2 separate regions of the Homo sapiens genome follow, and region 1 is linked to region 2. A link is a contact called in ENCODE Hi-C or POLR2A ChIA-PET data. All regions are on one chromosome and are shown on one strand. The core of a region is the stretch at or near the end of the contact, and the rest is flanking DNA. Distances in the headings are between cores, read along the strand shown.

What was found. Hi-C counts contacts between places; a loop is a spot of excess contacts on that map. ChIA-PET counts read pairs that join two places held with the same protein, here RNA polymerase II (POLR2A). Pooled maps may share reads with other maps.
Region 1: a loop to region 2 is called in a pooled map, with 5 times the contacts of the local background. The contact joins two enhancer-like sites. A Hi-C loop is called at or near these places in 1 of 37 single-sample maps with no recorded cell type and 2 of 50 pooled maps. POLR2A ChIA-PET finds 5 or more read pairs at or near these places in 1 of 52 experiments (OCI-LY7).

The regions. Positions count from the first base shown.
Region 1 is chr21:36,287,668-36,292,280 of GRCh38, forward strand. It overlaps DOP1B (DOP1 leucine zipper like protein B), which reads left to right. Exons shown (of 37, transcript NM_001320714.2): 33 at 347-483; 34 at 1,089-1,144; 35 at 1,378-1,539; 36 at 4,437-4,566. Among named protein-coding and RNA genes, the nearest start is that of MORC3, 30 kb to the right of the region's middle. RefSeq lists a silencer at 2,126-2,175. Within about 2 kb of position 1,669, at least 8 of the 41 ENCODE cell types and tissues checked have a DNase peak (open chromatin) inside an H3K27ac peak, as active enhancers do; they include OCI-LY7, where a contact is called at or near this core.
Region 2 is chr21:34,864,180-34,868,540 of GRCh38, forward strand. The region is part of intron 5 of RUNX1 (RUNX family transcription factor 1); the gene reads right to left. All of the region lies in intron 1 of RUNX1-AS1 (RUNX1 antisense RNA 1), which reads left to right. Among named protein-coding and RNA genes, the nearest start is that of RUNX1-AS1, 30 kb to the left of the region's middle. RefSeq lists enhancers at 1,121-2,320, 1,591-1,760, 1,801-2,080, 3,061-3,728, 3,729-4,361. Within about 2 kb of position 1,477, at least 17 of the 41 ENCODE cell types and tissues checked have a DNase peak (open chromatin) inside an H3K27ac peak, as active enhancers do; they include OCI-LY7, where a contact is called at or near this core.

The sequences.
Region 1 (4,613 bases), core at 419-2,918, 1.4 Mb after region 2:
CCTCTACCTCCCAGGTTCAAGCGATTCTCCTGCCTCAGCCTCCCAAGTAGCTGGGACTACAGGCGCCCACCACCACGCCCGACTAATTTTTGTATTTTTAGTAGAGATGGGGTTTTACCATATTGGCCAGGCTGGCCTCGAACTCCTTATCTTGTTATCCGCCCGCCTCGGCCTCCCAAAGTGCTGGGATTACAAGTGCGAGCCACCAAGCCTGGCCTGTAACACTCATTCCTTACACTGGGTTGTTACTAGAATGTCAGAACAGTCACAGTTTTATTTTTCTTTGTCTGATAAGAAACCCTAAACTGCATATTTGTGTAACATCTTTACAATCTTCTTTCCTTAGAACGCCTGACAGACAATCTCAGAGTTGGACAGACATCCATAGTTGCTGCTCAGATGTTTCTTTTTTTCAGAGTTTTGCTGCTAAGAATATCTCCTCAACATTTGACTTCATTGTGGCCAATAATGGTCTCTGAATTGGTGAGTACAAGTATTGTAAGTTTGAAAGCAAGGTTGGAGCTTTTTAAAATGCTTTTTCAGTAACATAACGTACTATTTCCTATGTATCCCATTTTATCTAAATGTTATTTTTAATCAGGTTGGTAGCACATGGTTAGCTCTTGGTTAAACAGAGAATATTTTACTCTATGATCATATTTGATCTCTCACCCTGTCAGTTATTCCAACTAACTTGTACCATTTGATAATACTTACTAGTTTTTTATATACATATAAATTTGGGCTGGGCGTGGTAGCTTATGCCTGTAATCCCAGCACTTCGGGAGGCTAAGGTGGATGGATCACTTGAGCCCAGGAGTTCGAGACTAGCCTGGGCAACATGGTGAAACTCCTTGTCTACAAAAAAATACAAAAATTAATTCGGCATGGCGGGAAGTTGCATCTGCAGAAGGTTGAGGCTGCAGTGAGCCATGATTGTACCACTGCACTCCAGACTGGGTGACAGAGTAAGACCCCGTCTTATTCATTCATTCATAAATTAATCGATTTTTAAAAATAAGTAAAAAAAAATATTTGGGTAGATTTAATCTGTCTCAGATAGTAACTTGAATGCATTTTTTTTTCAGATTCAGACATTCACACAGCTTGAAGAAGATCTAAAAGATGAAGATGAGTCATTGAGGTAAGCAGTACAAGATCTGTACACAAGAGGAAAAGATAGTCACGATTAAAGCACGTCACTTTAGATATAGAGTTGTCTAATGTTAAATGCTGTTATCTTGAAGTACTTGTGAAAGGACCAGCTATTCCAAAAATTTCTTAAAAAGAAAATTCTTCTGAGGGACAGGTCATAGGTGAATGGACTATAACAGATCTGAATGAATTTATAACAAGCGTTTCTTTGCAAATTTATAGAAGCACCAACAAAGTAAACAGAACGAAAGTTTCAGTCCCGGATGCAAATGGACCCTCAGTGGGGGAGATACCCCAGAGTGAACTCATCTTGTATTTATCAGCTTGCAAATTCTTGGACACAGCGCTTTCTTTTCCACCTGACAAGATGCCATTATTTCAAATGTAAGTCAGATAGGATCGTGTGTCCTTTTTGAAGTAAGAGATTTTGTTTTTTCCTTTTAAGCACTTTCACTTGTTTTTCATGTACAGTTTATGGGAAACCACCATCTGGGTTTCTAGTGACAGCTAAGCCAGCTCGGAATACCAAGTTTCAGATTACTTGCAACATCTGTGGCTCTGCAAATTTGGCTCACAGGAGTGTTTATGAATGTGTTTCTATGGTGTGTGTGTGTGTGTGTGTGTGTGTGTGTGTGTGTGTGTGTGTGTGTGTGGTTTTTGCTACTGAATGCTTATAAAACAGGGCTTACCCACTGGTGCTCCTCACTGCCTTTGTGTAGACCTTTTTGTCTGTGTTTAGTTAGATACAAATGCCTTTATTTGGAGCCTGCCATCTCCGATTCACTTTGCCCCATAGGCTTATGTTTCCTGCCGGCTTAGCACAGCTGCTCATTTGTTTAATTTCATGACCAGCCCCAGAGGCTATTTCTCTCTCTCCTACCCCCACAAAGAGAGTAATCATATAGAAATGTTTGTGGTTAAAGAGCGGGTTCTCTTAAATGCACATTGCTAAGTGAAAGAAGCCAGTCTGAAAAGGCTACACACTGTATGATTCCAACCATGTGACATTCTGGAAAAGGCAAAACCATGGAGACAGTAAAAAGATCAGTGGTCGCCAGGGGTTGGGGAGAGGGAGGCAGGGATGAATGGGTGAAGCACAGAGGATTTTTAGGGCAGTGAAATTATTGCATACAGAGCTATAATGGTAGATCCATGTCATTGTCCATTTCTCCAAATCCATACAATGTACACCACCAAGAGTGAACCCTGATGTAAACTCTGGACTTGGGAGGATAACAGTGAGTCAGTAGAGGCTCTTCAGTTTTAACAAATGTACCACTCTGGTGCAGGATGTTGATAATACGGCAGGCTTGTATGTATGTAGGATGGGATGTACGGGAACTACTTTCTACTCCATTTTGCTGTGAACCTAAAGCTGTTCTGCAAAAGAAAGTCTTTTAGTTTTTAAAAAGCAGGTTTGGGCCGGACGTGGTGTCTCATACGTGTAATACTAGCACTTTAGGAGGCTGAGGCGGGTGGATCACCTGAGGTTGGGAGTTCGAGACCAGCCTGGCCAACATGGCGAAACCCTGTCTCAACTAAAAACACAAAAATTAGGCCAGGTACCGTGGCTCACACCTGTAATCCCAGCACTTTGGGAGGCCAAGGTGGGTGGATCACTTGAGGCCAGGAGTTCAAGACCAGCCCGGCCAACATGGTGAAAAACCCTGTCTCTACTAAAAATACAAAAATTAGGCCAGGCGCGATGGCTCACACCTGTAATCCCAGCACTTTGGGAGGCCAAGGTGGTTGGATCACCTGAGTTTGGGATCAGCCTGACCAACATGGAGAAAATCCATCTCTACTAAAAATACAAAATTAGCTGGGCATGGTGGCGTATGCCTGTAATCCCAGCTACTTGGGAGGCTGAGGCAGGAGAATCGCTTGAACCTGGGAGGCAGAGGTTGCAGTGAGCCAAGATCATGCCATCTGCCATTGCACTCCAGCCTGGGCAACAAAAGCGAGACTCCATCTCAAAAAAAAAAAAAAATACAAAAATTAGCCAGATGTGGTGGTGGGCGCCTGTAATCCCAGCTACTTCGGAAGCTGAGGAAGGAGAATCACTTGAACCCGAGAGGCAGAGGTTGCAGTGAGCCGACATCGCACCACTGCACTCCAGCCTAGGCAACAGAGCGAGACTCCCCCTCAAAAAAAAAAGAGGCCGGGCACAGTGGCTCATGTCTGTAACCCCAGCACTTTGGGAGGCCGAGGCAGGCGGATCATGAGGTCAGGAGTTCAAGACCAGCCAGGCCAACATGGTGAAACCCTGTCTCTACTAAAAATGCAAAAATTAGCTGCCTGTATTGGTGGGCACCTGTAATCCCAGCTACTCAAGAGGCTGAGGCAGGAGAATCGCTTGAAACCGAAGGCGGAGGTTGCAGTGAACCGAGATCGCACCACTGCACTCCAGCCTGGGCGAAAGAGCGAAACTGCATCTCAAACCAAAAAAAAGTGGAGGCTAGGCGCAGTGGCTCATGCCTGTAATCCCAGCACTTTAGGAGGCTGAGGCAGGTGGATCACGAGGTCAGGAGTTCAAGACCAGCCTGGCCAAGATGGTGAAACCCCGTCTCTACTAAAAATACAAAAAAATTAGTCAGGCATGGTGGCAGGTGCCTGTAATCCCAGCTACTCGGGAGGCTGAGGCAGAGAATTGCTTGAACCTGGGAGGTGGAGGTTGCAGGGAGCCAAGATTGCACCACTGCCCTCCAGACTGGGCGACAGAACGAGACTGTCTCAAAAAAACAAAAAAGTGGGTTCCGATATATGTGAATGTGCATAGCAACATTATTTATAATAGGCAAGAAGTAGAGACAACCCAAATGGCCATCAGCTGATGAACAGGCAGATCATGTGACATATCCATACAGTGGAATACGGTTCAGCAACAAAAAGAATTGAAGAACTGAGACACGCTGGAATCTGGATGAACCGGAAAATATGATGCTAAGTGAAAGCTCGAAACAAGGGAACATATAGTGTATGATTCTGCTTATATGGAATGTCCACGATGAGACAGAGTGTGGATTAGTGGGTGCCTAGGTCTCAAGGGTATAGGGGGTTGGGGTGGTGATGGCTGAGCAGGGCAGGATTTCTTTTTGGGGTAATGAAATACTCTAAAATTGATTGTGATAATAGACGTGCAACTCTATGAATATAATAAAAGGCATTGAGTTGTCCATATTAAATAGATACAGTATGTGAATTATATCTTAATAAAACTAATTTTAACGACGTTGAAGGCCTCTTACCAGCAGACCTGACCTTCTGTTTGTTCCCTGCAGTTATAGGTGGGCATTTATTCCAGAAGTGGACACAGAGGGCCCTGCCTTCCTGTCGGATGTAGAGGAGAATCACCAAGAATGCAAACCCCACACTGTCAGGATTCTAGAACTTCTAAAATTAAAGTTTGGGGTAAGTGCTTTTCTTTTCTTTTCTTTTTTTTTTTTTTTGGTGAGACA
Region 2 (4,361 bases), core at 227-2,726:
CTTCTTGGCCAGCATCTGCAGAAGTAGGATCTGTGCCTCGGGGCACACGTGTTATGAGCCAAATTCCCTCATTGAAATGACCTATAGGCCTGGTATTTTAAGTACATGGGTGTGGAGCACAAAAGACTCTCAAGTGTTTCTCCCAGCGAGCTGCAGCCGGAATAGTGAGAAATCACAGGAGAGCAAGGGAGGGCAGGTTGGCTAAATAGCAACGGCCCCAAAATGGGCTTTTCAGGACCCAGTGCAGGGGTGGAAGGATGGGGCTGCTGCCGAGAGGGCCGGTGTTTCTGTTGGCAGCCTGGAGGATCCAAGGCTCCCTGAAGCACTCACTGGCCTTGGTCTGGTGAGGCCAGCAGAGGCTTTGGTCAGTGCACAGATGGCCCCAGCACTGATCCTGTGTGTGCTGCTGGAAGTCGGCAGCTCTTGGTTCCAGAGGGGGCCACCACGGGGTCACAGGGTGGCCTGCATGGAAGGAAGCCAAGGAAAGGGGTAAACAAGGGGTAAACACCAAGTCCTTCCTCCTGCTCACTGAACCCTGACCACCACAGCAGCATCAGTTCCAGCCAGGGCTTGGGTTCCAGGAGGACCATTAGAAGACCATTAGAAGCACCAAACGACACTCATACTGAATAAGAAGGTGAGAACAAAAAACAACAGGGCAGATGAGGTTTGTCTTGATGTAGGCTTGGAAGCAGTGAGAGAGAAGAATTCCATATAAAATCCCATGAAGGTGGAAACACAGTGGTGATTCATTCAGTGTGGACTCTCAAGGCAACCTACTTAGGTTCAAAACCTCGCTCTGCCACTTGCTAGCTGTGTGACCTCAGGCAAGTTACTTGACCTCTCTGGGGCCTCAGCTTTGTCATCTGTAAAAGGGGGTTAATAACAGTCATTCCATCTCGTAGCATTGTTCTGCAGGTTAAATGGAATGCTGAATATACAAGCAGAGCACAGGGAAAGGTCTCAGTAAATGTCAGTGGAATGATCATTAAAGACATGATAAAGGTGATTCCACAAAGACCAGAGCTGTGACAGATCCCGTAAGAAGGAGCTGGGGATGAAGTAGGCACTGACGTCTGACATGAGGAGGGGTTTTGTGCGTGTGTGTGTGTGTGTGTGTGTGTGTGTGTGTGTGTGTGTGTGTGTTCAGCAGGTGATGGGGCTGCTACCAGGCCTAAACGCAACTTGAACTTCAAGTTCAAGTTCACTCCTGCCCCGCCAGCTGGCGACCTTTGTAAGGCACAACTGTGAGTGGCTGATATGCTATGTAAACAAGCCAGGCCAGTGCTCCTCACTGCAACATGTGTTGTCTCCCTCGACGCCAGTGTGTCCATCCAAATGCCAGGGCAAAATACTAACTGCTTTATTTAGTTGGGAAGAAGGTCAAGGGGTGAGTCTTCCTGGACACTCGCTGCCATGACACACTCCCCAGGGCCAGTCAGCGGGGAGGCCCCAGGTCTAGGCTTGATTAGTCTTGACGTTGGCGGCCCTGGGGCTGGTGAACTCTGACAGCCAATTGTGGTCAAATAAAGCCACGGCTGGAACCTGCAGTTCCGCATGGCCCAGCGCACTCTCCACTTCCTCACCACATCTGGGAAGTGGCTAAACCTCAGGATTGCTTCAAATGTGCACACTGCTCCCCAAAGAGCTGAGGGTGGCAAGGAGATTACAAAGCAAAAAGACATGCAGCTCGGGGTCATTTCTTGCCTAGGTGTGAAGAACATATTTAAAAGTGCATCCAGGCCACATCAGAGCAGAATCCTCCTATAACACCCCGTGTCTGACGGGCGAGCCCCGACTCCTGTTGTGACTCGGCCTCCTCAGGTCTAGTTTGCAGGTATCCCCGGTCTACCTGAGTTGGCTCTGCAGCAGACTCTGTTCCTGTCACTCTCCTTAGTGTAGGTCTGTAAGCATGAGTCATCTTCTTCTTTTGGGGACAGTTTCAGGGGATGTGAAACTTGCCCTTTGTCACGCAAAGGAAGGCTGCAGACACAAAGGAGCCGTCTGCCCTGGGGGCTCAGAGTCCTTAGGAAACACAATCGCAACATTTTTCACTCTTGTGTTTGTCTGCAGGAAAGCCAGTTGTGCCCAGAGTCTTGAAACGCCCAAAGAGTGAGAAAGGAAAAATAAAAGAAAAACATCGCAGCTTTTAAAAACCAAGAGAGTCAGTGAAGGCTCAGGTTCTGCTCTTTGCAAATTCAGGAAATCCCACAAGATCCTGAAAGGTTGCAGGGAGATTTCTCCTTTTACAATAGATGGCTTTGGGTCTAATTTTAATTGCGGATAACTAAGTATAAAAATTAACGTACCCTCGGATTCCAGGAGTAGTCTGCATTTGGAGTATTTTTTATGAAGTATTTTTAATTTTGATTTCTCACTTTTCCACTGGAACAACCTAACAGCCAAAATTCATGCTTATGCTCCTCTTCCATTTCCTTACCCAAACATTTGCCACTATTTTTGACAGTGGAGTTGTATAATTAATTTATTTGGGGATTTCTGGACGGGATACAAATCCTTCAACTTGCACATAATTTCCTGATTCTCCATGCTGAATTGAATTAAGATGTCGGCGTACTGTATATACTTGTGTGCAAAGTGCCTGTATTTGCAGATTGCTTGATCCAATCGCACTCACATCACACATGCAAAATGCAGACTTGAGGCCTAAGCTACTGGCACCAGGACTACCCTCAAAAGTCAGACTGAAAATCAGGTCCTTAGAATATAGAACTCAGTTTTCCATGGAAATGGCATTTGTTTGGAATTATGGATTGTTTGAAAAATAGCTGTTTTACTTGGAGAAAACCGAAGACATGCAAAGCATTTTCTCTGGAGATGTTCTATGAAAATGAGTTGTTTGAGGACAGGGACAGAATTTTATTCATCTTTGTATCTTCTATTCTGAGGCAATAAAGAAAAGTTTGATAAATGAGGCCAGGCATGGTGGCACATGCCTGTAATCCCAGCACTTTGGGAGGCCAAGACGGGAGGATCACTAGAGCTCAGGAGTTCAAGACCAGTCTGGGCAGCTTGGTGAAACCCCATTGCTACCAAAAATATAAAAAATAAAATAAAATAAAATAAAAATAAAAAATAAAATAAAATAAATTAGCTGGGCATGGTGGCACACATTTGCAGTCCCAGCTACTTGGGAGGCTGAGGCACAAGAATCACTTGAACCCAGGAGGCGGAGGTTGCAGTGAGCCGAGATCACGCCACTGCACTCCAGCCTGGGTGACAGAGTAAGACCCTGTCTCTAAAAATCAATGAATCACTCTGCAAACTTTCAGTTTGACAGCCAGTCCTTTACAACGTCGAATTTCACTTGGAAGGCATAGCTTGCTTTTTCCAAGGCACAGGTATGCTGGGCTCAACTGCAGGCAGGGGAAAAGCTCAGGTTTGCAAAAGGAGTGGAGGGGCGGGCCTCTTTATTTGGCAGAATATCACCTATCCCACAAAACACCATGATGTTCTCATGCAATCTTGCATTTCCTTTCCTGAGATTTCATTTTCCCTTTCTAATCTTCCTTTTCCTTTTGATACCACAGTTCCCTAGGATCTCAGCTGGGGAACCAAGTTTTAACCAAAACACCCCAAAACCCTGAATTCGCAGCCCCCTGGAGACCAAGGCCACACCTGCTGCCCTGTGCTTCCCCCAAGGACAGCCACCAGATTTACCAGTCTTCACTCATCCATCAGGCTGTGTGTTTGGGCTGGGGTCACACAGGGCAAGTGACCAAAGTGACCTCCTGGGCCTGGCCTCCTCCTGATTCCGATAGTGCCCCTAGCCGGGTGCCTCAAACACACAGCCCAAGGCCACACAGAGCTGCAGCTGGGAGGCCTGAGGCATGGACATTCTTCAGGGAAGGAAGGCTTGGGGGGCGTCAGCTCCTGCTCACCAGCCTTGCAGCACTTGCCACTGCAGGTAGGAAGAAAGGCAGGTGAGTGTGGAGGTAGAGAGGGAAGAGAGGGAAGCTTGAGGCAAGCTTGAGGAGGGAGCTGACTTCTAGGTACAGTGCCATCTACCAAATGGGGTCCTTGCAAGCTGGATATACACATGCCTGGCGCTGCTTGAAAGGAGAAAGGAGAGCTTTCAGTCTCTGGATGGGTCTCTAAGCTCCCCACGCACCCTCCAAATGTCCTTTCCATTCTTTAAACTGTAAGCCAAGTATCTTTCCACAATTTGTATCTGGAGTTAGTTATAAGTGGTTCTCCATTTCATTAGGATCAGACCAAATTCCCAACGTGGATGTTAAGGCAATCCCCGCCCTATCTCTCTGTAAGGCTCCCCGCCATCACTCCCCAACCACCGCCACTGGAGCATCTCTCAGCTCCCAACAGGCCAGGTGCTCCTTCCT